2 separate regions of the Homo sapiens genome follow, and region 2 is linked to region 1. The links are chromatin loops, found by intact Hi-C in ENCODE. Cell type or tissue: transverse colon. All regions are shown on one strand. Each heading gives the region's core, and the rest is flanking DNA. Links, peaks and the distances in the headings are about the cores only. Region 1 overlaps LPP (LIM domain containing preferred translocation partner in lipoma). Region 2 overlaps LPP (LIM domain containing preferred translocation partner in lipoma).

Region 1 (5,381 bases), core at 255-5,254:
GTACTTTTAAATATAGTGAGCATTTTACTTATAACTTGGAATGGAAAACCTTCTTAAACTACTTTGTACGCTGAGACTCCACCAACTAATTGAAATATAAAGGAATATATTATATTAAGAGTAAGATGCTACAATATTTAATGATGACTGTGAAAGCTAATAATGTATGGGTTAAATAATTAAGAACTTTCAAATAGTTAAACAAGTAGGGAAATTAGTTGGTAATTAATATAAAAATTAGATTAATTAAACCTTAGTTAATGAATATTAGCTAATTGAGGTTATTAAATCTTAGTTATTACAGTTTGTTAGCTAGATAACTTTGGGTTGACCAACACATCTTTTTTCAGCTAACAAGCATTTATAAAAATATAAATTGTAATCTAAGTATTGTTATAGAACTAGATTATACAATAATTATAATTGTTACTGGGTTGTTTGTGGAATGCATTTATGACACCAAACAGAATGACCATTAAGAACCATTTTTAACTTTTAGTTATTTAATTACACTTAAGGTCATCAGTCTTTCAAGAAAAAGCCTATTTAAGATTTTTTTTCACATTTTCTGAAGATAAATTAAAAGTAGAGTGTCTACACTGTCTCTCAACATTTCCTGATCAGGAAAACCTCCCAAATTACGTATAGCAACATCAATGATAAATGATTTTTAACACAGAGAAATTTCATGTGTATTCTTATATCACAAAAATTCAGACGATGATAATGAGAGATTTCAGTCTCAGCTTTGGCTTACTATTGATTTTAACATTCAGTCATTTGGCACTTGGCCCAAGTGGGTAATGGGTGCATATCTATCAGTGGCTCTTCATACATTTGTGCAGGGAGGTACACATGCATACGTGTGGGTGTTTCAAAGTCTAACTGGAATAGGCCTCTCACATTTATCTCCTATTAATTTGCAGATTGTTTCCATGGTCACCATCCAGAAATTTCCCAGTAATCCTTGAGGAAGTTAGGGAGTGTGATACCATTAGGGAGAGGGAATATGTGGCATAGAGACGTGATGGGCATTAGTTGTCTGAGGTTATGAGGTCGTGGTGAAGCCTGATCATGTGACCCCATCTCCATACTCTATGTCCAGTGCTCCAGATCCCATAGACCTGAATCTTAGTTCTGGTGCTAGAACTGTCCCTGATGCACATATAGTAAGACTTTAATTTCCATTTTCCCTGTCTTATGAAAAGAAGTGTTGATAAGCTCATTAATTAGCTTTCTGCTCATAGCTTTTTTCTGACTGCTAATGACTTCTTGAGGATGGGCAGGCTTTGATGAGCTGTGTGGTCCTGGGAAAGCCTTGGTGTCCTCTTTTACCTGCACAGTGAGGGTGACGGTCGTGTTACCTCCTGAGGCCACCTTTCAGCTTTGCCATTCTGTCATTTGACAAAGACTGAATAGAGAAAAGACAAGATTTAACGACAGTTAAAGTCCAAGCCAGTTTGTATTTGCTGAAAGACACAACTGAGGGAAAGGAACTGACATGTAGTTTAAACAGACTGGTTTTTTGTTGACATGGGAAGTGTGAATAATACTTCTTCCTGGTTTATGAGATATGAAATTGGTTGTCTACCTTATCTGTTTCTCACTTTTGTTCTCAGTTCATAGTTTGGTCATGGAATGCAATTTTGAAGACAACTTCAAGTTGTTTTTTTGCTCAGTAATCATAGTAGTATTTACTGTTGTTCACTGGGCACCCAGTCTGTGTACACACATCATTCCTAATCTTAGAAGAAAAACAACGTGCAAGACATGTGTTTTCTTTCCCACTTTGCAAATAAGGAACTGGGGCTCAAAGAGATTAAAAGACTTACTTAAGTTCAATTAGAAAGTGGCAGAGCCAGGATTCAAATGTTGGTTTGCCTAACTGCAAAGCCTATATCCACCTTCCACCCAGTGCTGCTACAGCATTAAAGCCTGTAAATTGAATTCCACACACTCCTACTTTCACCTGTACTATTACAGTGATAAGTAAAACCAGCGCTGAGCCCTACTAACAAGGTGTCCTTGATTTGTGTGCTGATGCTCATGACACTTCTGTGTGGCATCTGCTGACAGGCCCACGGGGCCCAGATGTTCCCACTACAAAGAGCTCATCCTGGACTCCCCAACCAGGGAAAGAGACCTGAAAAGGAACTGGTTTGTGATTAGGGATTATTGTGATACTTGAAGTGAATGGTCAGTCAGTTCTTCCCATTTATTTGAGTTCTTACTTCCCTTCCCTTTGAACATTTCAGTCAAACTTCTAACAGTGACTTTCAACACTGGCTGCGCATTAAAATCACTTGGGGAGGTTTTGTTTTGTTTTGTTTTGAGACAGCGTCTCCCTCTGTCATCCAGGCTGGAATGCAGTGGCATGATTATGGTTCACTGTAGCTGCAACCTTCTAGGCTCAATCAACCCTCCTACTTCAGCCTTGTGAGTAGCTGGGAATACAGGGACACGCCACTACGCCTGGCTAATTCGTATATTTTGTAGAGACAGGGTTTCACTATGTTGCCTAGGCTGGTCTCGAACTCCTGGGCACAAGTGATTCTCCCACCTTGGCCTCCCAAAGTGCTGGAATCATGGAGCTTTTTGTTTGTAAGCATGTCAGCCCTCACCTTCCAGAGATCTTGATTTGAATGGGCTAGGTTGGGGTTCTCGCTATTAGCGCAAAAAAAAGTAAGTACTGAAGGGATTCTAAGATTCGTCTAGAGAAGACGATCACCGCATTAGGGGGCAGAAAGTCCACTTTTCATTATTTTGTTGGTACAGTATACTTTTTTTCTGACTCTATGAACCCTCAATCTTATGATGTTACCATTCCATTGAAGGGTGGGATTTATTCACTGAGAACATTTATATTTTTTTGAGATGTCTTAGGCTGTGGAGAGGGTGTTACAGGGATGGACACAGATGCTGAATTTAGTGGCCCCAGAGAAGAGGAATTAACCACTTTGGATTGGATTATTGGGAGCAACCAAAAGTCAGTGCTGTGGCTTTTGCTGTCTTCCCTTGTAATCTCTTCCCCTCACCAGATTTTCAACACAGAAGGGGTGTATTTTCTAGTTATGGGGTATTCACAATCACATCTAATAATTTTACTCCAGAACATACTATGGCTTGTTTATACTAGCTTGAATATTTGTAGTCTCTTTGATTTTTGTTTGCTAATTTAATTTACTATTGCATATAAAAGAATGGCTTCCATGGAGATAATCACCGTGGCTCCCAGAGTGCATCCAGAGACATTTGCCTTGCTTCTGTGGAAATACACCCAAATTCCCCAGCATGACATTGAGTGTTCACCCCACACCTGACACCAGTCTCTCTTGCTCTAATTAAGGCCACTCTTTACCATTCTTGGGCACCAGCCAGATGAACTATACCCTGGTGTGGGATCTGCCCGATCCTGCTGAGACATTAACTCTGTCCTGAAGCTGTTTGTCCTTCCAGCAGCTAGAAATAATCTTTCCTTTCCTAGAACTTCCACACTGCATTGAGCAGGAACACTTGTAGAACTTCTCACATTGTACCTCAAGGTATTCTTATTTATGCATGTATATAATTTCTCCCCTTCTACTACTGTAAGCTTCTGCAGGGTGGGGCAGCCTCTTCTTAATTTTGATATCTACTGCTGTGCCAAGAATATTGTAGGCATTTCCTAAATTATTTTTCCCCCAGTGTATGTGTTACTTTGTTCAATTCAGCAGTTGTCCAAAGCTAATCTCTTGAGCTATTGGTAGCTTTGGTGAACATTTGGAGAGGACTACTGTGATGGCGTAAAATCCGGTGACCTAGTTACAGAATATCCCCTGCAGGCTCACTGGTAAGGAAGGCTCATGTTTAAACTCAGTGAAAGGAGAGCCTGGCTTATTTATGGTGGTGGTTGTTTACATGTCTTTAAATGACCTTCTTTTTTTTTTAATATAAAGGCAATATATTCTCATAGAAAATTCAGAAACTGTAAACAGGGTTAAAGAAGAAAATAAAAATCAACACTATCACTTTCACCTATTTATTATTCTTATTTTATTTATTTATTTATTTATTTTTAAGGCAGAGTCTCTTTCTGTCACCCAGGCAGTGGCACGATCTCGGCTGACTGCAACCCCTGCCTCCCAGGTTCAAGCGATTCTCCTGCCTTAGCCTCCCAAGTAGCTAGGATTACAGGCATGCACCACCACCAAGTCCGGCTAATTTTTGTATTTTTGGTAGAGACAGGGTTTCACCATGTTGGCCAGACTGGTCTTGAACTCTTGACCTCAAGTGATCCGCCTGCCTTGGCCTCACAAAGTGCTGGGATTAGAGGCGTGAGCCACTGTGCCTGGCCACTTCCACCTATTATTAATGAAACCTGTCCTATTTAACAAAAACGATAATGTGGGGTGTCTTGTGCTTGGAGCTTGGAGAAAGGAATTTGCCTCTGTTTTTTTAATGACTTATGGCAAGGCCAGTATGACCAGTAAGTGGGCTGTTTATTATTATTATTATTATTAATCACCATTGTCACTGATAGAAATTGTCACTATTGTCACTGATAGAAACCAAGATAGAAATTGTCACTATTGCTATAGCCCCAAGAAGGACCTCATGGCTGCATAACGATTGAGCACCTTATATTTACACAATGCTTGGTTGTTGTTTTTTAAGGCAACTGTGACTCAACAACAGCTGTTTGAGAACAGCTCCATCCCAGATGAAATCAGAGGAACCGAAGTTTAAAAAGAAAGTGTTTCTGGGCTGGGCGCGGTGGTTCACGCCTGTAATCCCAGCACTTTGGGAGGCTGAGGCGGGCAGATGGTTTGAGGTCAGGAGTTTGAGAGCAGCCTGACCAACTTGGTGAAACCCTGTCTCTACTAAAAATACAAAAAAATTAGCAGGGCGTGGTGGTGCATGCCTGTAGTCCCAGCTACTCAGGAGGCTGAGTCAGGAGAATCCCGTAGTCCCAGCTACTCAGGAGGCTGTCAGGAGAATCCCTTGAACCCGGGAGGCGGAGGTTGCAGTGAGCTGAGATAGTGTCACTGCACTCCAGCCTGGGCCACAGAGCGAGACTCCATGTTAAAAAAAGAAATGTTTCTGAGCACTAAAGACAATTTGAACAAGGCAGAAAAGTACAAATAGGAAAACAATAATCTTACTAGATTGTTTGTTTTTGAGACAGCATCTCCCTTTGTCATCCAGGCTGGAATGCAGCAGCACGATTATGGCTCACTGTAGCTGCGAACTTCTGGGCTCAATCAACCCTCCCACCTCAGCCTTCTAAGTAGCTGGGACTATTCTGTAGTGATAATCCTTGTTAAAGTTTTGGAAAATACCTTTTTTAGAGTCTCTCTTTCTCTCTACACAGACACACACACACACATACACACATGCAACTT
Region 2 (5,381 bases), core at 204-5,203, 61 kb before region 1:
GACGCGGTGGCTCACGCCTGTAATCCCAGCACTTTGGGAGGCCGAGGTGGGCAGATCACCTGAGATCAGGAGTTCAAGACCAGCCTGGCCAACATGGTGAAACCTCGTCTCTACTAAAAGTACAAAAATTAGCTGGGCGTCGTGGCTTGTGGCTATAATCCCAGCTACTCAGGAGGCTTAGGCAGGAGAATTGCTTGAACCTGGGAGGTGGAGGTTGCAATAAGCTGAGATTGCGCCATTGCACTCCAGCCTGGGCGACAAGAGCGAGACTCTGTCAAAAAAAAAAAGAAAGAAAAAAGAAAGAGGCTGACGAAATTTGTGATTTTTGAAGCAACAGAGGAAATTTAGAAAGAATGAAACTTACGCCGTTAATATTAAGTTATACCAAGGATCTACTCATAATATAACCCAAGACTAGAAACTTAAAGTACTGTATAGTTGATAAAGAGAACGAAGCCGTAGAGAGTTTACTGAATTTCTCAATGAAGTGGCAAGCATCTATCCATCCTTCCATTCATTTTGTCATATTATTAGAAAAAAATACACAGCATGCCAGCTGCCATGTTGAGCCTTGATTCATCAAAGTTAAATTAGAATGACATATGGCAGTTTAGCATTTAAAATGTGGCTAGTTCGAACTGAGATGTGCCGTTAAGTATAACACACCAGATTTCAAAGGCTTAGTATAAAAAGTAATGTAAAATATCTTATTAATAAATTATATGATGTTCATTACTTCTTGGAATGATAATATTTTGGATATATTGGGTTAAATTAAAATGCATTTCTCCTATGATTTCCTGCTTTTTAAAAATGTGGCTGCAGGAAATTAACAATTTCATATGTGGCTTGCATCTTATTCCTTTTGGACAGCACTATTCTAGCTTGTGTCTAGTAGAGGAAGTAAGATTTATACGGACATGCTTTTCTGAGAGCGTGGCATCTCGCTTCTTTACTCCTCTGCCTTTATATTTGTCTCTACTGCCTCACCTTCTTTTGGCTTCTTAACCCATTCTGGTCGGATGGAAGTTGTTCTTGTCCGGGTCTAGAGGGCTCAGATGCATTCCTTTTTAGCAGTGCTCTTATTTGGCATTGGTGGTGCTGTTTCTGTTGACCACTCCCAGTGTCTCTGGATGTTTTGTTATTCCTTTACCTCCCTAGCCTCTCCTTGGGGTTTCTTTGCAGGCTCTTGCTCTCTCTTGTATCCCATAAATACAAGCATTGCAGAGCTTTGTCTCATGACTGCTAGGTGTTTATCTCCAGTTTGGAACTCCTGAACTTCAGGCCCACACTCCTACATGCCTTTTGGACACTCCAGTTGGAAATCCCAAAGTTGCATGGGGCTCACCGTGTCTTTTGGCATTGTTAGCTTGGTGAGTGACATCGCCCAATCCTGGAAACTGGGACTCATTCCGGATGGCTCCTCTCTGTCCTTCACTCTTGCCTCTGACTGTCCTCAGTCTTACAGAGTCAACCACGGTAACACGTCCTGCCCACTTCCCTCCTCCCTCTACCTTTGGAGCCTGTCCTCCATTCAGGCCCTCAGCATCTCTCTCCTGGAGTGCTTCAGCAGTCTCAGCTGGCCTTCTTTTTCTATTCTTACCCTCATCCATCCTATTCTCTCTTTTCTTCCTGAGTGATATTCCAAAAATGCAAATCTGTTCATGCTATGTCCCTGTTTTTAAAATCCTTCAATGCTTTCCTCATTCAGGGCAAATTAAGAATCCTTTGCATGAATTAAGGGACAGGAATGGAAAGAGGCAGGAAGTGGTTTGACCCCTGCCTCTTTCTGTCCTCATCTCACTAATCTCCAAGATGATCTTGTGCTCTAGGAATATACCTGGGATTCTCTGTAGCTCCCGTGACCTCACACATAGTGTTCCCTTGTCTGAAACACCATTGCCCACTCTATCAGTCCTTTCAAGATTTTGCTCTGATACCACCTCTGCCTGGAATACTCCTCTGACTGTTATTGTCTCTGCTTCCTCCATTTTAGGCCATTTGTTGAACTGGGCTGCATTTCCTTGAGAGCAATGGTAATTCTTTATATTTCTGTATCTTCAAATCAAAAATAGGTGTGCAAGTGATATTTGTTGAGCAAATAAATGCCAAATAATAAATTGTATAGATAAGACATTGTGGGAGTTGAGATAAAAATTCTAGCCAGGTAGGGATGGGAGCATGGAGGGTTCAAGGAATGGTGACATTTAAGATTGGCCTTCAATTTGGGTAGTATTGGGTGGGACAGTGCAGAGGAGACCCCTATAGTCATGGTTATTGTGCCATGTTCTGCAGGACTGAAGGATATTGAATAGGCCCATTCCCTGCTCAATACCATCACCACCAGAGTAGAATAAGGATGGTAATCTCAGGAGTCCCTTTGGGCTAGTGTCTATCATTTTCTCCTGAGCTGGGTTATATAACTCGGCAGAGCTTTATTGCCCCAGTACACAGCTGGCATGGCAGGCAGGCACTCCGATCCTTGCTTGTGAGCTGCCTTGGAGGAAGCGAGTGCAGAATGGTTGCCTGCGTTTTCATCTTTACTTCTCCTTCACAGCCGCCTTTCTGTATAGCATAGAGGTGACCTCAGCACCAGAGACAGGAAAGAACACAATGAGTCATCTCAGGCCCTAATGAGGTGCATAAGGGACCCTACTTAAGAGTGAGGGTCAGGTGAGGTCATGCTATGCCTGGGGTGAGTTTTGCCTCGGGGCTCCAGGCGGCACTGGAGCAGAGCTGAGCTAATTTTACCCACAGGAGCTGACTGTGCTGAAGGGCAGGGCTTATGACATTGGCCTTATCATCCTGTGATACCCAGAAAGCTCCCAAGGTGCAACCCCGTTATGTCTGGGCTGTTTTCCCCTCTTCTAGTTAAATACATTTTTCCATTAGGCGTGCATATCGAAAAGCAGGATGCTGAGGTGCAAAGAGCTTTGGATTTGGGTGGAAGGCCACGGAGTTGGATTTGGATCTCGCCCCTACCTTTGACCTTGCACAAGTTACATAATTCGAGTCTCAGTTTCCTCATTTGTAAAACCTCATTCGTATACCTGTGTCCTAAGATTGCTTCTAGGTTTACACACTTGGTGAAACGTAGCAAGCGATTGCTATGTGCCAGTCACTGTTCTAGCTGCTTTATTCATATTGTTTCACTTAATCCTCTAAAGAAACCTATGAGGATGGTGTTATTGTTATCCCTGTTTATAAATAGGGAAACAAATGCACAAGGAGCTTAGATAAGTTGCCCCAGGCCACCAGCCAGTGACAGAGCTGAATTCAGGCCAGTGGCTCCAGGCACCACACTCCTAAACAATATACCTTATTGTTTTGAAATGATAGAAACTTTCCTTGCTATATAGCACAGGCTTAATGTTTTCTAACTACCTGCTGTGTATAAGGGCCTGGGCTTGATGCTGGGTAAGAGAGCAGCATAGCTGTTGTGCTGTTCTGTAGACTTGAATCACATTTGTAGATGGAAGCCCTTGGTCAGCTGAAGGGTATGGTGGATAGACTTTGGTATCTGACATTGTAGGCACTGGGTGGAGTGCTCCTCACACGACCTCTCATCTCATCCTCATAACTTCTTCAATAGTCAGGCATTGGCATGCCCATTTTACAGATGAGGTAATAGAGAGGTAGCATCACCTCCTCACATTTACTTGGTAGACAGAGCGACTGGGGCTGTTGGGTCCCATGTTTATGTTGATTCATTTGCATTCCCCATGAACTGTGCAGTGTCTCAGAGCTATTATTGTTGCAGAACTCACCCCTGCCCTTCTGCCCACCACTGACAACCCTAGAGAAACTGGTGTCCATGAAAAACGTGGGTCACCAGATGAGAAAGTCACATCTGCATGGTCAGAGCAGGCACCAGGTGAAGGTAAAAGAAAGGGCTGGGCTTTGTTCCAATTGTTTATTACTGTGTAGCAAATTACCCCCAAACTCAGTGGTATACAACAATCGTTTAGTATGCTCATGGATTATGTGGATCAGGAACTTGGACAGAGCAAAGGGGGAATGACGCTTCTGTGCTCCACAATGCCTGGGATCTCAGCTGGAAGACTCGAAGGCTGGGTGCTAGAGGGATATGGTTGCTCACTCACTCACATGACATCTGAGACGTTAACCAGGCCTGTTGGTCAGAATATCTACATGTGGTCTTTCCATGTGGCCTGGACTTCCTCACAGCCTGGTGGCTGCTTCCAAAGGGCAAGCCTTGAGAGGAAGGGAGAGAGGGAGAAAGAGAGCGAGTGAGCATTAGCAGGTGCAGGAAGAAGCTGTAGATGCATCATCTCGCTATACTTTATTGGTCGGAGTAGTCCCCAACTCGCTTAGATTCAAGGGGAGAGGCAATAGACTTTACATCTTGGTGGGGTGGCCAAGTTCTGGAAGAGCATGTGGGACGGAAAATTTGCTGGAGCCTTTGTTGGAAAATACAACGGAGGCTCCTTTTGGCCAAAAAGGAGGAACAGACGTCTCTGTGGAGCTGCACGGAGGTAGAGCCACAGGGTATGCAGCAGGCGCACCTGTATGGTGCTGAGTATTCACTGGCAAATCAGGAAAACAAAGGTCAAGCCAGGAATCCTAAGGAAAGGATCAGTAGTTACGCTATAACCATGCTTCATTGTATATGAATTAGCGTTTATATTGTCCATAAACTAGTTTGTGTAACTCTGATTTGCTGATTACATCGACTGCTTATGTAACCCTGGAGTTCTAGGTCTATTTTGGATTTTTTTTTTTTTCTGTGAGATGGGGTTTTCCTGTTGCCTACCTAGGCTGGAGTTCAATGGCGTGATCTTGGCTCACTGCAACCTCCCCCTCCCAGGTTCAAGACATTCTCCTGCCTCAGCCTCCCGAGTAGCTGGGACTATAGGTGCACACCACCATGCCCAGCTAACTTTTGTATTTTTAGTAGAGACGGGGTTTCACCATGTTGGCCAGGCTGGTCTCGAACTCCTGACCTCAGGTGATCCTCCCAAAGTGCTGGGATTACAGCCTTGAGCCACCGCGCCTGGCCCTATTTGGCTTCTTATACTAAACTGAGATATTTTTTGTTCCTTCACAGAGGCAAGGGAGAAGCTTTTAGATATAGACAGACATAGGTCTCAGCCAAATAAATAAAGAATGAGTGATCGGTTAATTTATCTATTTTTTTTTCCCTCCTGCATCTAACAAAGTTCAGGAAAGACATTCTGTATAATTTAACAGGAAAGAGATGCTAACAAAGTTATTGAAAAGACTGGAGCTACTGGGTTTAAGAATTTTTTTTTTTTTTTTTTTCTGAGACGGAGTTTCACTCTTGTTGCCCAGGCTGGAGTGCAGTGGTGCGATCGCGGCTCACCGCAACCTCTGCCTCCCAGGTTCAAGAGATTCTCCTG

What was found. A loop is a pair of places that touch in the nucleus more often than their neighbours do. Peaks named below come from ENCODE experiments on the same cell type or tissue, not always from the same donor. Only the 100,000 strongest peaks of a DNase experiment are listed, where the experiment ranks them.
Region 2: it touches region 1 in a loop (2.4-fold over the local background); 3 of 110 quality-filtered maps call a loop at or near these places.

The regions. Positions count from the first base shown.
Region 1 is chr3:188,256,010-188,261,390 of GRCh38, forward strand. All of the region lies in intron 2 of LPP (LIM domain containing preferred translocation partner in lipoma), which reads left to right. Among named protein-coding and RNA genes, the nearest start is that of FLJ42393, 80 kb to the left of the region's middle. In transverse colon, for the core only: no CTCF peak of the experiment used is centred there; a DNase peak (open chromatin) is centred at 3,369; H3K27ac peaks cover 5,000 bases.
Region 2 is chr3:188,194,982-188,200,362 of GRCh38, forward strand. The region is part of intron 1 of LPP (LIM domain containing preferred translocation partner in lipoma); the gene reads left to right. Among named protein-coding and RNA genes, the nearest start is that of FLJ42393, 19 kb to the left of the region's middle. In transverse colon, for the core only: no CTCF peak of the experiment used is centred there; a DNase peak (open chromatin) is centred at 2,480; H3K27ac peaks cover 5,000 bases.